Regions from separate parts of the Homo sapiens genome. Here region 2 is linked to region 1. A link is an interaction called in ENCODE POLR2A ChIA-PET data of the cell type or tissue named here. Cell type or tissue: OCI-LY7. All regions are shown on one strand. Each heading gives the region's core, and the rest is flanking DNA. Links, peaks and the distances in the headings are about the cores only.

Evidence for each region. Peaks named below come from ENCODE experiments on the same cell type or tissue, not always from the same donor. Only the 100,000 strongest peaks of a DNase experiment are listed, where the experiment ranks them.
Region 2: POLR2A ChIA-PET joins it to region 1 with 7 read pairs; 2 of 35 experiments call an interaction of 5 or more read pairs at or near these places.

Annotation. Positions count from the first base shown.
Region 1 is chr5:78,685,089-78,697,114 of GRCh38, forward strand. All of the region lies in intron 4 of LOC124900191 (a long non-coding RNA gene), which reads right to left. Among named protein-coding and RNA genes, the nearest start is that of LHFPL2, 42 kb to the left of the region's middle. In OCI-LY7, for the core only: no CTCF peak of the experiment used is centred there; no DNase peak of the experiment used is centred there; H3K4me3 peaks cover 279 bases; H3K27ac peaks cover 1,812 bases.
Region 2 is chr5:78,886,890-78,898,915 of GRCh38, forward strand. All of the region lies in intron 4 of ARSB (arylsulfatase B), which reads right to left. Among named protein-coding and RNA genes, the nearest start is that of ARSB, 92 kb to the right of the region's middle. RefSeq lists an enhancer at 672-721. In OCI-LY7, for the core only: no CTCF peak of the experiment used is centred there; no DNase peak of the experiment used is centred there.

The sequences.
Region 1 (12,026 bases), core at 3,741-8,740:
CAGAGCAGAACTGAAGGAGATGGAGACACAAAAACCCTTCAAAAATCAATGAATCCAGGAGCTGGTTTTTTGAAAAGATCAACAAAATTGATAAACCGCTAGCAAGACTAATAAAGAAGAAAAGAGAGAAGAATCAAATAGATGCAATAAAAAATGATAAAGGGGATATCACCACCAATCCCACAGAGATACAAACTACCATCAGAGAATACTATAAACACCTCTACACAAATAAACTAGAAAATCTAGAAGAAATGGATAAATTCCTCGACACATACACCCTCCCAAGACTAAACCAGGAAGAAGTTGAATCTCTGAATAGACCAATAACAGGCTCTGAAATTAAGGCAATAATTAATAGCTTACCAACCAAAAAAAGTCCAGGACCAGACGGATTCACAGCCGAACTCTACCAGAGGTACAAAGAGGAGCTGGTACCATTCCTTCTGAAACTATTCCAATCAATAGAAAAAGAGGGAATCCTCCCTAACTCATTTTATGAGGCCAGCATCATCCTGATACCAAAGCCTGGCAGAGACACAACCAAAAAAGAGAATTTTAGGCCAATATTCCTGATGAACATTGATGCAAAATCCTCAATAAAATACTGGCAAACTGAATTCAGCAGCACATCAAGAAGCTTATCCACCATGGTCAAGTGGGCTTCATCCCTGGGATGCAAGGCTGGTTCAACATATGCAAATCAATAAATGTAATCCAGCATATAAACAGAACCAAACACAAAAACCACGTGGTTATCTCAAAAGATGCAGAAAAGGCCTTTGAGAAAATTCAACACCCCTTCATGCTAAAAACTCTCAATTAATTAGGTATTCATGGGACGTATCTGAAAATAGTAAGAGCTATCTATGACAAACCCACAGCTAATATCATACTGAATGGGCAAAAACTGGAAGCATTCCCTTTGAAAACTGGCACAAGACAAGGATGTCCTCTCTCACCACTCCTATTCAACATAGTGTTGGAAGTTCTGGCCAGGGCAATCAGGCAGGAGAAAGAAATAAAGGGCATTCAATTAGGAAAAGAGGAAGTCAAATTGTTCCTGTTTGCACATGACATGATTGTATATTTAGAAAACCCCATTGTATCAGCCCAAAATCTCCTTAAGCTGATAAGCAACTTCAGCAAAGTCTCAGGATACAAAATCAATGTGCAAAAATCACAAGCATTCTTAAACACCAATAACAGACAGAGAGCCAAATCATGAGTGAACTCCCATTCACAATTGCTTCAAAGAGAATAAAATACCTAGGAATCCAACTTACAAGGGATGTGAAGGACCTCTTCAAGAACTACAAACCACTGCTCAACAAAATAAAAGAGGACACAAACAAATGGAAGAACATTCCATGCTCATGGATAGGAAGAATCAATATCATGAAAATCGCCATATTGCCCAAGGTAATTTATAGATTCAATGCCATCCCCATCAAGCTACCAATGACTTTCTTCACAGAATTGGAAAAAACTACTTTCAAGTTCATATGGAACCAAAAAAGAGCCCACATTGCCAAGTCAATCCTAAGCCAAAAGAACAAAGCTGGAGGCATCACACTACCTGACTTCAAACTATACTACAAGGCTACAGTAACCAAAACAGCATGGTACTGGTACCAAAACAGAGATCTAGACCAATGGAACAGAACAGAGCCCTCAGAAATAATACCATACATCTACAACCATCTGATCTTTGACAAACCTGACAAAAACAAGACATGGGGAAAGGATTCCCTATTTAATAAATCATGCTGGGAAAACTGGCTAGCCATATGTAGAAAGCTGAAACTGGATCCCTTCCTTACACCTTATACAAAAATTAATTCAAGATGGATTAAAGACTTGAATGTTCGACCTAAAACCATAAAATCCTTGGAAGAAAACCTAGGCAATACCATTTAGGACATAGGCATGGGCAAGGACTTCATGTCTAAAACACTAAAAGCAATGGCAACAAAAGCCAAAATTGATAAATGGGATCTAATTAAACTAAAGAGCTTCTGCACAGCAAAAGAAACTACCATCAGAGTGAACAGGCAACCTACAGAATGGGAGAAAATTTTTGCAATCTACTCATCTGACAAAGGGCTAATATCCAGAATCTACAAAGAACTCAAACAACTTTACAAGAAAAACACAAACAACCCCATCAAAAAGTGGGCAAAGGATGTGAACAGACACTTCTCAAAAGAAGACATTTATGCAGCCAAAAGACACATGAAAGAATGCTTATCATCACTGGCCATCAGAGAAATGCAAATCAAAACCACAATGAGATACCATGTCATACCAGTTAGAATGGTGATCGTTAAAAAGTCAGGAAACAACAGGTGCTGGAGAGGATGTGTAGAAATAGGAACACTTTTACTGTAAACTACTTCAACCATTGTGGAAGACAGTGTGGTGATTCCTCAAGGATCTAGAACTAGAAATACCATTTGACCCAGCCATCCCATTACTGGGTATCTACCCAAATGATTATAAATCATGCTGCTATAAAGACACATGCACACGTATGTTTACTGCAGCACTATTCACAATAGCAAAGACATGGAGGCAACCCAAATGTCCATCAACGATAGACTGGATTAAGAAAATGTGGCACATATACAGCATGGAATACTATGCAGCCATAAAAAAGGATGAGTTCATGTCCTTTGTAGGGACATGGATGAAGCTGGAAACCATCATTTTCAGCAAACTATCACAAGGACAAAAAACCAAACACCGCATGTTCTCACTCATAGGTGGTAATTGAACAATGAGAACACATGGACACAGGAAGGGGAACATCACACACCGTGGCCTGTTGTGGGGTGGGGTTGGGGAGGGATAGCATTAAGAGATATACCTAATGTAAATGATGAGTTAATGGGTGCAGGACACCAACATGGCACACATATACATATGTAACAAACCTGCATGTTGTGCACATGTACCCTAGAACTTGAAGTATAATAATAAAAAAAAGAAAAAGGAAATTACTAAAGGACATTATTATCTTATAATTTCTATTTTCTAATTAAATCATATCTTACAAAATTTATCCTTGGCCAGGTGCAGTGGCTCATGCCTGTAATCCCAGCACTTTTGGAGGCTGAGGCAGGTGGTTCATGAGGTCAGTAGTTCAAGACCAGCCTGGCCACGATGGTGAAACCCCGTCTCTACTAAAACTACAAAAATTAGCCAGGCGCAGTGGCAGGTGCCTGTAATCCCAGCAACTCAGGAGGCTGAGGCAGGAGAATCACTTGAACCAGGGCTGTGGAGATTGCAGTGAGCCGAGATCGTGTCACTACACTCCAGCTTGGGTCACAGAGTGAGACTCCATCTCAAAAAAAAAAAAAAAAAAAAATTCCTCTAAAACTTTCACTGGTGGTAAATATTTATATAATACTTGACAATTTATAATGTTCAGTTTTTCCTTTGACCTTTACAGCAACACTGTGAGAAAGGCAGGGTAAGAATGGCTACCTCCACCGCCACCCTGACCCCCATTTTACAAATTAGGAAACTGAAGTTAGAAATTCTAGAAAGAATGTAAAATGACTTGCTGGTTGTTCATTCTAAATAACTACAAATATCTTTTTTCAATGACAAAACGTCCTTTTTCAGCTTCCTGTGGTTTTCTTGAGTTCTAAATTATTACCCAAAAGAAACCCTAAAGAAGTGAAGTTCATAGTACATGTTCTCATATGTTTAAACCCTACTGCAACAAATACTATTATAAAGAAGTTAATGAAAATAATAAGAGTAACATGTTAATCATGATTATTATATATCAGGTAATGTATTAAGTGCTTTATGTGTTTCATCTCCTTTAATCCTTACGACTTCTCTAAGCAGAGAGGAATTATTATCTCTGTCTTACAAATAAGGGAAATACATTTGGAGAGATCTAGCCACTTGTCCAAAATCATGGACACAGTATTGTTGAATTTTGTAACAGACCCAGCTCAATCTGACTCCAAGCCCAGAACTCTTAAGAAGTGCTTTAAGGCCAGGCGCAGTGGCTCACGCCTGTAATCCCAGAACTTTGGGAGGCCAAGACGAGTGAATCACCTGAGGTCGGGAGTTTGAGATCAGCCTGACCAACATGGAGAAACCCTGTCTCTACTAAAAATACAAAATTAGCTGGGCATGGTGGCACATGCCCGTAATCCCAGCTACTGGAGAGGCTGAGGCAGGAGAATCGCTTGAACCCGGGAGGCGGAGGTTGCGGTGAGTGGAGATCGTGCCATTGCACTCCAGCTTGGACAACAAGAGCAAAACTCCATCTCAAAAAAAAAAAAAAAAAAAAAAAGAAGTGCTTTAACAAAACTAATTCTACATCTGTGCTGATGATGCAAAATAAAGGTATTTGTAGATCTCTCTACAAATAATTGTCTTTTTCAAAAAAATTCAGTAGTATATTGCTGGTGCAATTGCAAAATGATACTGCCACTTTGAAAAACAGCTGATCAATCTCTTGATTGACAAAGAGTAAGCATACACCTTGATAAAGGTAAGCATACACATAGCATATGACACAGCAATCCCATTCCTGGGTATTTCCTCAAGAGAAATGAAAACACATGTCTGCAGCAAGACCTGAGTTGGAATATTCATAGTAGCTTTATTCATGATAGCTCCAGACTGGAATAACCCAAATGTCTACTAACTGATGAATGGATAAAAATACAAAAATTAGCTGGGTGTGGTAGTGCATGCCTGTAATCCCAGCTACTCAGGAGGCTGAGGCAGGAGAATCATCTGAGCCTGGGAGGTGGAGGTTGCAGTGAGTCGAAATCTCACCACTGCACTCAAGCCTGGGCAACAGAGCGAGATTCTCAAAAAATAAAAAATAAAGGACAAGGAATGGAATTTCACGCAAAGAACTCCTCAAAACAATGCTTTCCAAGCTTAGGTGATATGGTTTGGCTCTGTGTCCCCACCCAAATCTCATTTTAATTGTAATCCCCAGGTGTTGAGGAAGGAACCTGGTGGGAGGTGATTGGATCATGGGGACAGTTTCCCCCATGCTGTTCTTGTGATAGTTGAGTGAGTTTTCACAAGATGTGATGGTTTTATAAATGGCAGTTTCCCCTGCACATTCACTCTCCCTCTCTCCTGCCATCTTGTAAAAAAGGGTCTGTTTCCCCTTCCACTGTGATTGTAAATTTCCTGAGGCCTCCCCAGCCATGCGGAATTGTGAGTCAATTACACTTCCTTTGTTTATAAATTACCCAGTCTCAGGTAGTATCTTTATAGCAGTGTGAAACCGGACTAATACACTAAGGGATGATGAGAACCCTTGGGAGAGGCTTATTCAAACTGCAGGTCCCTCTCTTGAAGATTCGGACTTAGGAGGTCCAGAACTCCTCTGTGGAGTCCAGGATTCTGCAGTTTAAATAGGCTTATGAGGGATTACAATCAGGGGAATTTGGGTAACAGTACAGAAAAACAAACCTGCTTATAACCAAGGAACCAGGCTATCCGGTGGGATTTATAGGGGTATTTGCCCAATCTGAATCTGTAATTTGAAGCTGCTTTAAGGACACACAACAAAGTCTCTTTATGATCCCTGTTATGAAGCAATTACTATTGCTCTGGGACTCAGCTGAGTCTCCTCCTGCAGGAGCTCCATTCAAAGTGGCTGATGTGCTGGGTGTGCCAGGACAAGACTAAAGAAGCTCCTGGCTTGTACAGATCCACTGTGGCCCTTCACAAGGTGGGTGTAAGGCAGAGTCTCAGCTGTTTTCTGAGCAGCAGCTTCCAAGCACACACTGAAGACACCCACCCAGCCTATGCCCCTTTATGAGGCTGAACCAGTGCCTCAAGTAGGAAAAAAGCTTAGAAACTGAAGGGAGAAGTACACTTAATATTCTCAAAACAGGTATTGATCTTTTTTAAAATTTCTTTTTTCAGGAAAACTTTAGCCAGGAGTAGAATGAACGTCAGATAAATATCTCGAAATAGCTGAAGAGTGCTCATGTGGAAGACAGAATTGGCCTTTCCCCGTGCTCTCCTGAGGGACAGAGGTTTGGCTTTTGCCCCATGCTCCTGAGTGGGTAGAAGCTATGGAGAGGGGGTATTTTGGGCTTGACAAAAGGAAGAACAAATAGAAAGAACAAGGAATTACAGCCAGACCAGCTGCTGCTTACCTGCTGGCCCTGCCCTCACTCACTCACTGTGGGAACTTGGGCAAGCAGTTAAGCTCTCTGCATTTCCTCATTTGCAAAATGGAAATAACAACATTTGCAGGGCTGTGGCAGGGATTAAATGAATTATTTGTAAAGCTCTTAGCAGAGTGCTGGGCACATAATCAGAGCTCCATATGGGGTAGATTATAAAAATAAGAACAGTCAAGGCTGAGAAAGGTGAAGGGGTTGCCTAAAGTGGAAGTCAGTTTCCCATCACCACAGGTGTGCAAGCACAGTCTCCACTCACCCTTAGGAAGGGATGAGTGAGCAGCAGGGAGAGGTCTAAGCATCACTTGAGTGGTTGGATAGGGAAACATTTGAGCAATTTTATGGCTCTTAGAGAAGGTAGGGAACATATTTTTGTGCTTATAAAAAAATTGTTCTTTTGCTTTTACTGAAAACATTTACTCTCTCTATGCGGCCAGCCTTTAACCTTTGAGTTTAAAAATCTGAGGCCTCATGATTTCTACTGGGAAGTTAAGACATTACACAATGTTCACTCCTATTCCATCTTTAATAACAAAGCTTGGAATGTGAATCCCAAAACAAAGTTATGGCAAAATACATACCAGAATAGCAAGGAAAATAACCATACAGAAGTTTTGATGGACATGCCCACTGCATAAACAATGCTGTTACCTCTAGAACATTTAAGGAAACAGTATTATCTGTGAGTCTTGGGATGCTGGAACTGTAAGTTTTCCTAAATGCATCATACAGATGCCCCAATGTTTGCAAAAATTGGAATAAAGGTAAAAGGAAAACAGTATGGACTTCCTGTAAGCCTACTGAAAATTTGTGTCAGATATTTTAAATTAAAAATAGTACATTAGGCCAGGTGTGGTGGCTCATATCTGTAATCCCAGCACTTTGGGAAGCTGAGGCAGGTGGATCACCTGAGGTCAGGAGTTTGAGACCAGCCTGGCTGGTGAACATGGTGAAACCCTCTACTAAAAATACAAAAATTAGCTGGGCGTGGTGGCACACATCTGTAATCCCTGCTACTCAGGAGGCTGAGACATGAGAATAGCTTGAACTCAGGAGGCAGAGGTTGCTGTGAGCCAAGATCTCATCACTACACTCCAGCCTGGGTGACAAAGCAAGATTCTGTCTCAAAAAAATAAAAATAGTACATGCATTTATATCTCTTCTGTCCAAAAGACCACCAGTCAAGACATATGAAAAATGTATATATATGTATGTTATTATAGTCCAAAGAAGAGGAGGCAACAGCCACTTAGAATTATAAAAGTTCTGAAGCTGGCACAGTGGCTCATGCCTGTAATTTCAGCACTTTGGGAGGGTAAAGTGGGAAGATTACTTGAAGCCAGGAATTCAAGACCAGTCTGGGCAACATAGTGAGACCTCTGTCTGTACAAAATATAAAGTAAAATAAAATATTTCAAAAAAGTGGATATAGGAGTAGTGACTGGTAGAACAGAGCTGAGAAAGCTGAAATCTAAGAACTTTCAAAGAGAGGCATCAATGAGAAGCAAGCCAGTTCACACTACAGAAAACTAGGATATCTCAGGAATTAAGAGTGTTAGGTATTTTGGAAAATGTAGGTTAATTATGGAAATAAAAACAGAGGACTGGTTGAAAGTTATGGAAAGAGAATTTATAATGCCATGTTTTCCCCTCCCCCACCCAGCAGGGAACTACTCCTTCCACCCCCACCAACACTCCCACCCCCGTAGTCTGGAAATTACACACTTATTCTCTGAGAAAAGTGGACATAAGAGGCTCTCTATTCTGGGACATCAGCACATCTTAGATCTTAGGGAAGGGTGGAAGGGAGATGTTCCACTGAAAATAGGAAGATGGAGTAAAAGTTTGAGTAGTAAACTAAGAGTCCCTCAGTCTCTTTCTCTACTGGAAAACAAATGGCAGCCAGTAAAGTAGCACACAGGTGGAAGACTGGAGTCTTTTTCTTTGAAAGAAATGTGAAGATTCCAAAGAAAAGGTCTACAAACCCTGACATTTTAGGACCTGCAATTAAAGAACAGCTTACCACTTGATCTCTCTAGAGCAGGGACTGCCATTAAACAACTATCAATGAGCTCCATAATATGTCACTATTAAATTTGATCAGACAATTAAGGTCAGCAGATTCCTCCAAGATAAAAGACAAAACAAAACACACAAGAAAAGAAAAAAAGGATCTAGAGGAAATAGAGATATTACAGAGAGCAGAATATTAAAAGAATTCTAATATCCTCCAAAAAATGGGAGAAAACATGAAACAAGAATAGGGTGTTATGAAAAAACAATTTGAGTATTGAAAAAGTGCCCTTGATAGCTGAAATAAAAATTCAACAGAAAGATTGGAAGATAAAATATCTCCCAGAGAGTTGATGAAAAAGACAAAAAATAGGCAATAGGAGAGAAAATATCAAAAAAGTTAGAGTCAATCTAGAAAGTTCTATATCTGACTAATAGGAGTCAAGAAAGAGAGACCAGAAAAAAATAAAGGAAATTATTAAATATATAATAAAAGATATTTCTCAGTATTTAATGAAATCATTCTCCAGATTGAACATGAGAATTGTATGCCCAACCTAATGAATGAACAAGGTTCACCAAGTCACATTATTTTAAATTATGATGGAAATTACACTGAAAATAAAGAGTAGATCCTAAAAATTTCCAGAGAAAGCAAAATAGTGCGGGAAAAAAGTGAAAATTTAAAGAGTAGGAAACAGAATACTATCGGATTTATCAACAGCAACATCAGAACTTAAAAGACAATAGAGCTACCAAAATTATAAGTCAAAGAGATATAGAATTCTATGCCCAAACAAACTGTCAAGTATGAGGGTAAAATGACATTTTAAGACATCCTAGGTCTCAAAAACTTTACATTTCAGCAACTACTAAAAATGTGCTACACCAAAATGAGGGTATAAAACAAGAAAGAGGAACACGTGGGATTCAGAAAATGGGATCTGTGCAGACCTAGAAAGGCACTGCTCAAGGCCGGGCATGGTGGCTTATGCCTGTAATCCCAACACTTTGGAAAGCTGAGGTGGGTGGATCACCTGAGGCCAGGAGTTCGAGACCAGCCTAACTATCATGGCGAAATCCCATCTCTACTAAAAATACGAAAATTAGCTGGGTGTGGTGGTGCATGCCTGTAATCCCAACTACTTGGGAGGTTGAGGCAGGAGAATAGCTTGAATCTGGGAGGCAGAGGTTGCAGTGAACCAAGATCGCACCATTGCACTCCAGCCTTGGCGATAAGAGCAAAACTCCGCATAAACAAAACAAAACAAAACAAAACAAAACAAAACAAAACAAAACAAAAAGCACTGCTCAGATCCCCTTCAGAAAATGACTTGTTGCTCTTGCTGCCCAACCAAAAAGGGTGTGATTAGCTGACAACCTATAGCTAGTAGTTCCTTTGGGATCTGCCTCAACTTTTGAGCCAAGGTCACATTTTTCTTGGGGTAGCCCTTAGTCAATGACTAAGCAAGATGTTGAAGAAATAACGTGGGCGTCTAAAAAGGCAGTGTTTGCACTGGCGCTCCCCATTGGACGGGTGGAATCTTTGTCAGGTTTGCAACTCAGGGCAGCAGCTCCCCTGTCCAATCCTTAATTCCCTTTTCCTTTCAGAGCAATTGCTCTTCCATAAATCTTTTGCACTCTTAACTCTGTGTTAACGACCTGCTTAGGCTAGAAGAGCTCTGGGCTCTGAAAAGGTAACCTCTAGGTTAAAAAATCTGATTAGATAATCTGATAGATTCTACCATGTAGAAAATTGTTTTAAGAGGAATTTTATAATTTTGTGAGAGGATCTAGAAAGACTAAGGGACACATATGTACAAGAGTAAAAGTAAGAAAAAAAGAAATGCAAATAATAACTGCAGATAGGCAAAAAATTATAAAATGGAGGAAATTATACTACTTAACTTGCCTGGGAACATAAAATGTAAAAACTAAATATCAATTTATTTATTTTTATTTTTAAAATTTTTGAGACAGAGTCTCACTCTGTCACCCAGGCTGCAGTGCAGTGGCATGATCTCAGCTCAGTGCAACCTCCACCTCCTGGTTTCAAGCAATTGTCGTGCCTCAGCCTCCTGAGTAGCTGGAACCACAGGAGTGTGCCACCATGCCTGGCTAATTTTTGTAAGTTTAGTAGGGATGGGGTTTCACCATGTTGGCCAGGCTAGTCTCAAACTCCTGGCCCCAAGCCTCAGCCTTCCAAAGTCCTGGGATTACAGGCATGAGCCACCGCACCTAGCCAAATATCAATTGAATTAAAAAGTTGTGACACTATATTGAGACAAGGCAAGTGGGGATGTTAGAGAAAGAGAGCTAAATCCCCATTCTGCCATTTGTTAGAAAGTCAAGAGATAACATCTAAAATTGATGTGTCTGTAATGGCAGTGTAAATATGGCAAATATCAGAAGAAATAGCTGAAGTTCAAAGTTCTGCCTCTGAGGCATGAGACTAAAGCGTGAAGTAGAGGAATGCAGTCCTCCTTCATGAGCCTTTAAATACAATTTGGTTTATATTTGTTTAGATAAAATATTAAAAAATTAATTTACAAAAAGAATGTTAACTCATAGGCTAGAAGTAGAAACCTCATTAATAGGCATTGGTTCCCAGCAGGAATCTGCAGAAATACAGAGGGAAGAATGGTGGGGGGAGGCGCCATAGCCTGAAATGGCCCTAGTCCCAGGCACCAGCCCCAGTGTAGTGCATGGGGCTGCAAGGTCTCCTCTGCTCAGAGGCTGTGATTCTGTATGTTATAAACTGAGTGATATGGTTTGGCTCTGTGTCCCCACCCAAATCCCATCTTGTAGCTCCCATAATTCCCACGTGTTGTGGGAAGGACCTAGTGGGAGATAATTTAATCACAGGGGCGAGTCTTTCCCATGCTGTTCTCATGTTAGTGAATAAGTCTGATGAGATCTGATGGTTTTAAAAACAGGAGTTTCCCTGCACAAGCTCTCTCTTTGCCTGCTGCCATCCATGTAAGAAATGACTTGCTCCTCCTTGCTTTCCACCATGATTGTGAGGCCTCCCCAGCCACGTGGAAATGTGAGTCCATTAAACATTTTTCCCATATAAATTAACCAGTTTCGGGTATGTCTTTATTAGCAGCATGAAAACAGACTAACACACTGAGAGTCCCTGATCAGCAAGTTCTTCCTCCATTAACTCTACCCACTGGCTTATCAAAGATGGAATTTTCTGGCCTGTTGAGGGGATATTCTTGAGTCTGGAATTTACTTATTGGAAAAGAAGAGAAACAGAATTGTTATCAGCCATCTGGCTAGGGGGAAATTCAAATACAATAATAAAAGAAAGAGAGAGAAAACATCCAATTCAGTGGGCTGCTTTTGTCAGGAAATCTTATTAAACTGCTGCTCTGTGCTCAGTGTCCATGATAAAGAGCATCAAGGCAGCTTTGGACAGAGATTTAAAAGCAGGGGCAGATGAGGAAAGTCCAGCAGGTCAGGGTAAGGAAGAAACACTGTATTTGCTCCCCATACTGATGATCAGATTATAATGGGGAAGCTTGCTTCAGATAAGGCATGGTGACTCATAATTTTATCATTTTGAGAATGCAATATAAATAAATCCATACAATATGTGACCTTTCATGATTGGCTTTTTTTCACTCAGCATAATGCCTTTGAGGTCCATCCAAGTTTTTGCATGTATCAATAATTAAGCACAATAGCTTGTTTAACCATTCTCCTATTAAAAGACATTTTGGTTGTTTCCAGTTTGGGGCTACTACAAGTAAACCTGCAGTGAACATTATGTCAAGGTTTTGTATGGATATAAGTTTTAATTTATTTGGCATAAATTTCCAG
Region 2 (12,026 bases), core at 2,177-7,176, 200 kb after region 1:
ATGCATCTGGGAGGAAAGAGAATGAACACTTGTTAAGCACTGACTGCACTAGGAGTGACTCTGATTTTGCATTATCTCTCACAGAATCTGGGGTTGGCAGACCTGGAATAGAAGCCTGAGGCCAGACACTCACTAGCTGTGTGGCCAGGGGTGATATACCACCTCAGTTTCCTCGTCTTCATGTGGAAATAACAATCACTAATTGATTTAGTCCATTTTGTGTTGCTATAACAGAATACTGAGACTAGGTAATTTATAAAGAAAACAGGTTTATTTGGCTCACAATTCTGATGACTGATAAGTCCAAGCGCTAGGCACTGGCATCAGTTGCTGGTGAGGGCTTTTGTGCTGCATCATAACATGGCAGAGAAGTGGAAGGAGAGGCAGGTGCAGGTAAAGAGGGACCAAAGAGCAGGAAGAGCCTCACTTTATAACAACCCACTCTCATGGCGACTAATCCATTCCCTTGAGATTGAGAACTCGATCCTGGGAGACAGCATTGATCTATTCATGAGGAACCCGCCCCCATGACCCAAACACTTCCTACTGGGCCCCACCTCCCAAGATGCAGTGGCAATTAGACTTCCACATGAGCTTTGGTGGAAACAAACCACATCCAAACCATAGCACTACTTCATGTATTATGATGGAAATGAAGTGACATTGCTTATGATCTTTTCTTGGCAGGGTACCTGACACAACCTAAGTGCTCAATACATGGTAGTAACTGCTGTTGTTCTTAAAATTTACAACAACCCAAATAGTTTAGTATTATAACCATTTTGTCACGTTTTTTAAAAGGAAGTTTGAAAAAGCCAAACAGTGAATAGATGGCAATGCTAGGATTCCAACAAGGTCTGTGTGACACCCCAGGCCTCTGCCCCTAGAGCACCACACTCCTGCTATCCCTAGTATAGAGTGGGCTCACACATGTAGGCCACATAAACTTTCACTTCCTGATGAAAACCACAAGTACGGTCAACCTCAGCAAAGTGTACACTCTTCCTATGAGTGTACATAGGAAGTTATTTCAAGGTAATGGTAATTCCTTTTAGAGAAGGCTTAGCTGCTGTTGGGGAAGAAATTCAAGGCTCTACTGCCAAGGAAACTTTTGGTGGCGCCCTTAACACACCAGTTCTCAGTTCTTTTCTGTGCTTCTCGAAAGGGAGTAGAGAAGAGTCTTGAGTTAGATCAGGTGAGGAAACAATTCTTCAACACATGGGTCGGTGACAGACAATCTCATCATTTGACATCACAGACTTACAAGAATCTTTCTTCAAACCTCCCCACATCACTTCTTGACAAAAACTCAAGGCCCAAACATTCACTCAGGCCAGTTGTTGAAATACACATTCCATTTCATATTGAAGCTGAGCAGACCCGTATATTCAAAACAACAAAAGGTCACCATCAGTAGAAAGAAGAAATTCCTCCATGTTCATGATACTGCACAGAGTAGCAATCACTCATAACCAATGTATCGAAACTTAGAAGAAGGTGCTATTCATGTGATACAAAAATACACTGGAAAGAAATACCTACACTCTTCCCGTGATATCAAGAAAGGCTGAGACAGAACGATTATTTCACTCTGTTGTCTGGATTGCTGTAAGTGATGCTGGCTCAATACTTTAGAAGAAGCCTGTTGTCTCTGTTTTAAATAGATACACTTCTCTGAGGTATTATGTAGTGTCCTTCAGTTGCACATATTTGTTAGTGCTCAACGGAAAGTATTGGATGAAGATGGTGGTGGAAATAAGAGTGGAGATGATGGGGACAAGGGTGGCTGGATCTGGAATCTGATTCTAGGAGCAGCTCTTCAGTTATGACTCAGATAGGAAAATTCTCCGGGTTGTACAGAGAATTTGGCCACTTTTGCTACTGTAGGAAAGGGAAGGTGTTTCCACATATCATTAGGGGAGGCCACGGATGTAGTAAGTGTGACTGTTTTTGCAATTAGTTCTCTGTGATGTTTTGCCATTAGCAATAAGCGATTCTATCAACAGTTATTCTTTTTAAGAGCACTCCAAAGAGAAAGCACTGTCAATGGACACATGTGCAACTTCTCCAAGGCTCTCCTGGCATAGCGCCAACTGCAGATGTGGCCTCAGCAGAAGGGCAGTTCAGCTTCGCCTGTCCTTGTACCCCCACAGATGGCACCTGGCCGATGGTTGCCACTTATCAGCAATGGGGCAGAATCCACTGAGTTAGGACATTAGTTGGTTAACTATATGAGAAATAGGGTGCGGTCCATAAGTTCTAGTTCAGTCTCCTGGGTATTTCAAAGAATTCAACATAAAACTGGTAGGAGTAGCAACAAGAATAAAATAAGCTCTTTTGCAACAAGGTGGAAAAGGGAGTTTCCTATATTGCTCACTGAAGTTTGACATAAATTAGAATTTAAAAAGACAATGGAACCATCAGCATTTCAAAGACGTTTCTTCTCATTTTCCCTTCTAGTTTTATTTTTCGGCAAAAGTTAATTTCTTTCTTGTTAAGAATTCATATTCAAGAGAAATTTTTGTTTCATTTCCTGACTGACATATGAAAAAAATTCCAAATCAAAATAAGATGACGCCAGCTCCTAAAAGAAGCAAAGAAACGTTTTTTCAGGGAGATGGTTTTGCAGCAATGTTTTGGCACAGGGAAAATCTAATTATAAGGCCTTTACTGTCTAGAAAAGAAATGTCAAAGTAAGACAAACATTATCATATACAGACCGTAAATCTCACTTTATTATTCACTATTGAACAAAAATAACTGTCAAAAAGTCATGGAAAAATATTGGTTTGCCAAAGATCTAAGCAAAAACATTAAGTATATGACAATGAAGCCTCATCCATATCCAGCTGATAAAAATCAAAATGAAACCATGACAACAGCATTAATTTTTAGAACTACTCCCCAAACAATTTAATGTGTGGCTTGGCCGTGGAGGGCTGCCCTGAAACATCATCTCTACCCCAACATCCCTGTGCATGCTTCAGCTGGGGCTTACCCTAGTCATCCTTCCCAACCTGACTCAAAGATCACAAAAGGAAAAGCAAGGAAGGCTCTAGCAGCCTCATACCAAGCCTGGACATCTCTTTGAACACGGCCCTGATGCAAGGGTGACTAACAGATGAGTAGGCAACATCGTTTCAAAAATGGAGAAGCCTCTTTGTCCCAGAAAAGTATCTGCTTGTTGATGGTTGATTCTTTGGATTTTTTTTTAAATTACTGAGAGGCAAACTGGAGTGCTAATATATGTCTTAGTACACATCTAAAGGATTCGGTAAATTCAATCTTCTCCTGCTAAAAGATTTTGGAGACATTATCTACCTAGATATTCAAATTACATTCTGATATTCTCAAATCTTATCTTTTTTTTTTTTTTTTTGAGACAAAGTCTCACTCCTCCAACCAGGATGGAGTGCAGTGGCAGGATCACAGCTCACTGCAGCCTCGATCTCCTGGGCTCAATCAATCCTCCCACTTCAGCCTCCCAAGTAGCTGGGACTACAAGTGTGTGCCACCACGCTTGGCTACTCTTTCCCTGTTGCACTACATTGAATCATTTCTGACAGAATGTGCATTTGATTCTGCCAAGTCTACCTTTAAAACAGCTTTCCAATCATCCCCCCTTCTGCAGCCCATTGCTTTAGGTCAGGCACTCCTCTGTCTGGGCTCCTGGGCTAATTTATATACCGCTTCAAGTTCCCACCAGAGGTGTTTGTAAAACCCAAAATCAATCAGGCCACATGCATGTTTAAAGACCTGATTGCTTTCCAATCAGGGAAAAAGTTCCAACTTCAGGCCCACATATAGAATCCTTCATATCTGCCCCCAACCTCCTTTTTGGGTATCAACTCCTGTCCTCCCCCATAAAAAGTGCCCTGAGCTTCAGTCACGTAGAACTAACTTCTCCCTGTTGTTAGAATATGTCATGCCCTTTCATGCTAATTTTGCCTTTGCACATGTTGGCTCCCTTGCCTAAAGTGCCACGGGTTAAAGATCATATCTTCTGTGAACCTGCCACTTAGTGCCCTAGATGGTCTTCATCTCTGCTCTGTATTTCTGCTACATTTTATGTGCACATTTTCTACTATACTTAGCTCTGTCTATTGTTAATCAGTTGTTCATGGCTTTGTCTTCCCCATGAACTCTGCTTCTCAAGAGCAAAAAGTTTCTTAATGTTTTTATTTCCAAGACCTAGCACAGGACCTACCACACAGAAGGGCTCAATGATTTGGAGGAACAAATAATTAGGGAAAAGGCCACTCACCGAAAATAGAGGTTAAAGGCACTAAACATTAACTTAGGTCACTGCATTGTTTTTTCTAAGCCTTTGTCCAGCTACTCTGTGACCTTGACTTTTCATTGGCTATTCTACATACTGCTGCTTAAACTATAGGAGCTGGCAAGGGGTGCTCTTGGACCCCAGTGAGAATTTAAGTAAATCAAACCCTCAAATATCAGAATTGTTTGTCTAATCTGGTCCCTGGTCAGTTATGTTGGAGTCTAAGAGGGTTGATTGGGAGCATTTCAAGAAGCATCAGTCTTGGCCTGGAAGAAAGAACTCACTTATTCCTTTAACACATCTTTCTTGAGTGCTGCCATGTTCCAGGGACCACTCCAGATCTGGAAAAAGGGCAGCAAACAGGATGGACAAGGTCCTGTCCCTCACGGAGTGAGTGAGAAAAAGAGATAAGATCTCTCCATTCATGGGAGGCAATGACTGGGCTTTGTGGAGGAGCTGAAACCATAAGGACAGGACAGAGCCAGCCAAGTGACCACCAGAGAGATGAGAGCCCAGGCACAGGGAGCAGGAGGCCTTATGCAATCGCACATTAGAGACTAGGGTGTCTGTGTCAAGGCTGCTTCTTAATTAAAGACTAGTTATACTATTAGGTATACTCTGCTGCCAGAAGTTAAGGAAAACTTGAGCTAAATGATGACTAGGTATAAACAAAAAGGTATAGGTCTAGGTGTTTTATGACCATCATCACTTTCCCCTATCACCCCTACTGCCCCATGTCTAATTTCACTGAAATGCAGGGAACTGAGAGGAGCTAAGCACTGTGGGTTTGGGCAAGTACTCAATCTCTGAGCCTAAGTTTCCTTATTTGAGAAATGAGGATAACAAAATACCCACCTTAATATTGTGCCTGGCATAGAAGCAGTGCTAAATAATATTAGCTATTTTTATGTATGCTAGTCATCAGCACCAGCAAAGTACACAGAACAGAATAGGCTCCTATCTGGATATTTACTAAACATATATTAGATTTAAGTATCATAGCCACACTCCAAAACATCACGTTTTCATAAGACCAAAGTATTCTAAGCATAGAGTCCTCCTAGATTGCATTCTCTATTCTTTTTTTTTTTTTTTTTTTTTTTTTGAGACAGTGTCTCACTCTGTCTCCCAGGCTGGAGTACAGTGGTGCAATCTTGGCTCACTGCAACCTCCGCCTCCAGGGTTCAAGCGATTCTCATGCCTCAACTTCCTGAGTAGCTGGGTCTACAGGTGCCCACCACCATGCCCAGCTAATTTTTGCATTTTTAGTGAAGACAGGGTTTCGCCTTGTCGGCCAGGCTGGTCTTGAACTCCAGACCTCAGGTGATTCATCCACCTCGGCTTCCCATAGTGCTGGGATTACAGGCAGAAGCCACCACGCCCAGCCTGCATTCTCTATTCTATAGGTAATTTCTTGAGAAGTGCAACAACACAGTGAATTGTGAGGGGGGTTGTTACTATCAGGGGAGAGCCAGGATAACTCCTTTCTGTTCCCATGAGTTTAAATAAAGGACATCAATTATCATAGAAAAAAACACTATAACAATAGCCTGGGATTCAAATTAAACACCAGAAACTGAAGATTTGTTCAAATACACATTTGATTATTCGTAGGGGTTTAAAATGGTTTGCAGCATTCAGGGCAGATAAGTGCTCTGACCACCAGCTCAGACACTAACCAGACTTTACATCTTGACTAAGAGCACCAGCAAGGAGAATGTCCAGCTGGGCTAGCAAGAGGAGGGTTCTGGTGGAGTGCGACTGGCAGCCAGGCACCAAATAACCGATTGATACGGTTTGGCTGTGTCCCTACCCAAATCTCATCTTGAATTGTAGCTCCCATAATTCCCATGTGTTGTAGGGGAGACCCAGTGGGAGATAATTGAATCACAGGGGCAGATTCCCCCATACTGTTCTCGTGGTAGTGAACAAGCTTCACGAGAGCTGATGATTTTAAAAGGGGTTTCCCCTTTCACCTGGCTCTCATTTTGCTTTTGCCTGCTGCCATGTAAGATGTGCCTTTGTTCTTCCCTCACCTTCCACCGTGATTGTGAGGTCTCCCAAGCCACATGGAACTGTGAGTCCATTAAACCTTTTTCTTTATAAATTACCCAGTCTTGGGTATGTCTTTATCAGCAGTGTGAAAATGGACTAATACACGGATGTAGCCACCAAAAGATGTGGAGATTTAAAAAAGATGCATGCAGGGAAAGGGCAAAATCAGGGATGAATGAGGATTAAAAAGAAAAATGTTATAAAAGTTTGTAGTAAAATATTTCCTCACTTTAATGAGGCTAATGCCATTGCTTATAATGCTGAGATATCAATGGGGTTTTATCTCTCCTTTAACATTTATTAAGGATGAAAAGACTCCAAAGTCTGTTGAAAGATTGAAAACGTTTATTCTCTACAAGTTAAAATGGAACTGGAAACTGGAAAACAGTGTCCTAATTTATTACATATTGGCAAGCAACAACTTAACTTTTTCCTGTAATTTAAAACATAAGTATTCACAGATCTTGGAGATCTTTAGATGAAAGTTGTAAGGTAAGCACAAAATGTTGAGGTGCTCTCACTTAGGAGGTATGGGTAATGCAAGGTTTGATCTTCATATTCAGAATCCCCCTGACAAGTAGCACAGAAGACCCATGTTTGATGTATTAAGCGAGTAAAAGTACCAAATATTTGGTCTGTCCTTTTTAACAACTAAAACCCTGTTTGTTTTTCCTATTGTTTAATTTTTAGGAATGTTTGATATTTTTTACTAATGGATTTCCAGGCAAACTAATTTTTTTGGCACTCTTAGGGAGTGTTACAGTTTACTCACACATTATTTGGCTCCCCTTTCAGACCTAAAACCCACTGAACGTGGCCAGATAATTTTGACTAGACAGCTGTTTATCCTTCAGTAATGCCACTAGAGAAGTAATGAATGAGAAAAGTACCACACAAGTGCTGGAGAGTCTGGCAAGTTCAAGGGCAGCAGGAGAAAAGTGAAAATACCATCAACACACAGGAACAAACAGAATTGTGGTTTCAAAAGAACAGGTGTACTAACAACTTGCGTGGTGAGAAAGATGGAAATTTATGTCAATGTGTTTTCAGAGATGGTTAAGCCAGAGAAAGCTAGCACATTCTATCTGGGCAGACATCAACTATTTCAATTTGTCTTTATGATTCCAAGTATATAATACAAGTTAAATGTTCTCAATTTTTATCCTTGGAACAGAAACAACATTTTACTGAATCTCTACTTCTTAAGTAGTAAGATATGCCTTTAAGGTTACTCAGAAAAATCAATGAAACTGAGTGGACAGGCAGTTTCATTTCCTCAGAGTTCTCTGAAGTTTTGCCAGATTCTAAAGGATCTCACTGATGTTTGGGTGTTTAATGCAGAGAGAGGCAAACAAAAGTCACGAGAACACTGATGAGCACAATCCTCCCTGAAGAATAACCGGAGAGTAAAACATTTAATGGCAGAAACAAAAATAACTCAATATATCCAAACATGAAGCAGTTTGTTTAAAGCATTTCAAATATTGAATGCATACTTAATCAATAATAACAAGAACCTCTTCGGATCTGCAGATAACACTTGCTCCAAGGCCAAAGTGAAATAAACTCTGTGAGCCCCCAGAGTCCTGGGCAGCAGCCCCACCTCTGACCAGGGCATGCACAGTGGGAGTGAGGGCAGAATCCAGGTGATTGACACTGGACATCCCAAGCAGGTGAGGAGGCCACTCAGGAGGAAAGAACATGGAAGGCAGCCTGGAGCTCCATGCCTAATGAGAGGCAAATGGCTAACAGGAGGCCTTGCAGCAGGAGACAAAGGGATGAACAGCCAAGGGCCAGGATAAAAAACCAAACCAACCAACCAAACAAACAAACAAACAAATCAAAACAAATGCCCCTGAGTTACCACAATAGGCACCACGAAGTCCATGCAATTAGAGACTAACTCAGGACCTATTCAGTCTCAGACGCAATTCTAGCAATATGTGCGGTGTCTGGTGTCCTAATTTTATAGCAGGCTAGAATCTGCAAGTCAGGAAGATGCATACTGCTGGACATAATCTTTGTAGAAGGAGGAAAGGAGAAGAAAAGTATAAATTGTAAAAGTAGACCACAAACTAAAGTGTCTTTACCTGTTTTTCCAACATTAAATGATCCACACTGACGTATATTGAAGACACCACTGAAAGATGCATACTACAATAAAAAAATTAAAATGATGACCCTACATCATTAAGATAGTGAGAGACTCATGGCATAGTTAAGGATGGTTTAGACCTAGCAAAAAGGTTTATATCCCATATTCCTGTCATTAATCCTATTTATCTACAGCAATACAATGTGCCTGCCTTCTTCACCTGATACCTTGCAAAGGTCACAACGATAAGCACATGAAAACTTTCACTATCCTGGCATAAAGTTAGGCATATAGACTGAAAAGAGAGAAAATTATTACAGGCTAAGCAGTATGCCTCATGTGCCCTGCATCTCCACTGGAATGATGTTTCCAAATATTAAGTAACAGCTTTTCTCATTCCTAGTAATTTTGTCACCCTGTGACCCTCAACCCAGGAAGCAGGCAGGGAGATCCATGTCTGGGCTCCGGAAATGGATAGTCAGCAGGTGGATGAGCTAATAGATTTAGCTTAAGCAATCACTCAGAGCCAGGGGAAGAGAGAGGACTGGAAACGAAGCTAAAGGACATGGCTGTGACCTTAAGCACACATCTTGGGCTCTGCCCCCAGGACTGGATCTAGTGTAGAAGAAATAATGGACGGAGGGATACAAGAGTGGAAAGAACCATGCCTCATCCCCTGGAGGAGCCGGGGGGCAGATGAGAGGATAGCAAGACTCCCTGCGGTTCTTGTGCCCAGTATAGTGTGGCAGCAGCAGATGACAATGGTTGCACAAGGTGATGGAAGGCAGGCTCAGAGGCTTCTCACACCACAGTGTGGAAGGGGTTGCAGCTGAACTGATGAATGTTTTTGATTTGGTGTTGAGAAGAGCACAAATGTGGCACAGAGATGGTCCAAAGAGTCTCCGCAGGCAAGGAGGTCGCAGCATGATCTAGATGGATGATATAAAAAGGCCAGCCAGGAACAGGAATGTTTCTGCAGAGGCTTGTGCAAGGATGACTATGGACCACACACTTCCTTCAGCTCCAACGCACTGGCTCCCTGGAGGGGAGCCAGGATGAGATCATGAATTAACTGAGATGATCTGAATTGACTGGAACCAGGTTTCCTCCACCCAGCAGAATAGGGACCCCAGAGGTACTGCGTTCAGTGACAGGGTAAAAAAGAAGTAAGTTATATTCTTTGCAGATCTAAGTTTGTGCACTGAAATTTGTGATTACTATGCATATGTGTGAGCACTATGGCTGGATGTCCTAGACTTGATGGATATAATAATTGTGTTAGGCTATTTTGTAGGCGAAATAGAAGTTAAATCCATTTTTATTGTTTTGGTTATTTTGAAGCAGTAATATGGACTCATTCCAAGACTTTACATTTTTATGTAATAGCAACTATAATGATAGGAAAAGTACTGAAATCAGAAGAAAGTTTGTTTCTATAACATGCCTCTCAGGCTTTTCAAATCTAACATCCCCACCCTTTTCATAACAAATATTTTGTGATGCTCCTTTGTCCTGAAATGGAATTTATATACAATACTGTAACTATATGTCTAATTAAAAAAAATAACTCTCAGTGTAATACAGAGTAGAAAAAGGCAATTAATAATAAAATAGCATGTATTTCATAGGAAAATGCGCAGGTTCAACCCTAAAAGACATAGCAAAGTGGTTAGATGAGTGCATACAGTTATAGACGAAATAAATTTGGACTTAAGGCCATTCTATAGTAGAAATACAAAAAAAAAGAGAGAGCAGGGATAAATGCTAAAATAAAGATTAGAATATTAATTATATATTAAAACCACGCAAAAAATACTTTGTGTTTATGTGTAAAACATAGAGACTAGACTTAGGTTCTAGTCTCAGAAAATTGTAAACAAGCTTTTAATCTTCATGACTAACCAGCAGGATATTTTGTAAGTTGTACAGGACTTGGGACAATTCCTCACTGTGTGGGGTTATTACGGGCATTGCATCCTGAGCCCCCTACTCACTAACTATCAGTAACACTCAAGTGAATTTCTAAAATACTCTCAGTAAAAACCACTGCCCTATACAATGGCAGGATTGGGACATATGGCCAGAGATAGGTAGTGACCTCTCTTTCAAGAGGCTTCACAGGTTAGCACTCATTACCTTGTGAATTTAACACAGTTTGGGGTCTGGCCTAAACCTCTGTAAGCTTATAAATAATTCTAACAGCATATGGAAAGAGGTTCCACTTTTTAGAAGCAGAATCACTGTAAATGATATATATATAATCACAAAGTCAATTAATTGATTTACAAAGTAAATTTATCACAGTGACTGGCATGTTTATGGCCCATGGGAGTGGCATAAATGTATGGGAAATCAAGTTATAATCAGATCTCCTGGTAAGTAAGGACTCAGATATAATATTTGTATTTTTGTAATATGTGGACTCTCATAATAATTATTTTTCAGATCTAAAATATATTCTATAAATATAAAATATTTATATTTACTATATTCAAAAATGCACTAAAAGCTGCTTTAATGAGAAAATTCACCAATTTTTAAATATTTTTTTCTAGCAACTAAGACTTCAAAAATGATTAATCTAAGTTCATTCAGGAAAAAATAGATAACGTACATGCCCTATACCCATTAAAGACATTGAAATTAGTAATTAAAAACCTCCCCACAGGCCGGGTGCGGTGGCTGACGCCTGTAATCCCAGCACTTTGGGAGGCTGAGGTGGATGGATCACATGAGGCCAGGAGTTCGAGACCAGCCTGGCCAACATGGAGAAACCCCGGCTCTACTAAAAATACAAAAATTAGCCAGGTGTGGTGGCAGGCACCTATAATCCAAGCTACTCAGGAGGCGGAGGCAGGAGAATCGCTTGAACCCGGGAGGCAAAGGTTGCAGTGCCGAGACTGTGCCACTGCACTCCAGCCTGGGCGACAGAGTGAGGCTCTGTCTCAAAACAAAACAAAACAAAACCTTCTCACCAAGAAAATTTCAGGCCCAAATGCCTTCATTGGCAAATTCTACCAAACATTTAAGAAAGGAATAATACTAGTTCTATACAAACTCTTTCAAAAAATAGATAGGAATCCTGTACTTCCCAACTTATTCTATGAGGCCAGCATTACTCTGACACCAAAATGAAACAAAGACATTACAGAAAAAGAAAACCACAATGAACACAGGTGTAAAAATCTTTAACAATATTTAGGAAATCAAATTTAGCTTTATATAAAAAAACATACATTAGTTTTCTATTACCACACACTTAGCAGCTTAAACAATACACACTTATTATTGTACAGTTCTGCAGGCTGTACAATACATTCAGCTGCTGAGGCCTGTACAAGTCTGATGCAGGTCTCACTGGGCTAATGTCAAGGTGTTGAGAGGGCTGCATTCCCTTCTGGAAGTTCCATTTCCTTGCCTTTCTAGCAAATCCATTTCCTTGCCTTTCTAGCTTCTAGAGGCTGTTTTCACTCCTTGGCTCATGTCTTTTGAGCTTCATAGTAGAGTTATGAGTGGATTGCATACCAGCAATACAGTAAGAGAGTATTCTGAGTTTGTCCAGGTACTTAATTTTACCTGTAGGTTTTATACTTTGAA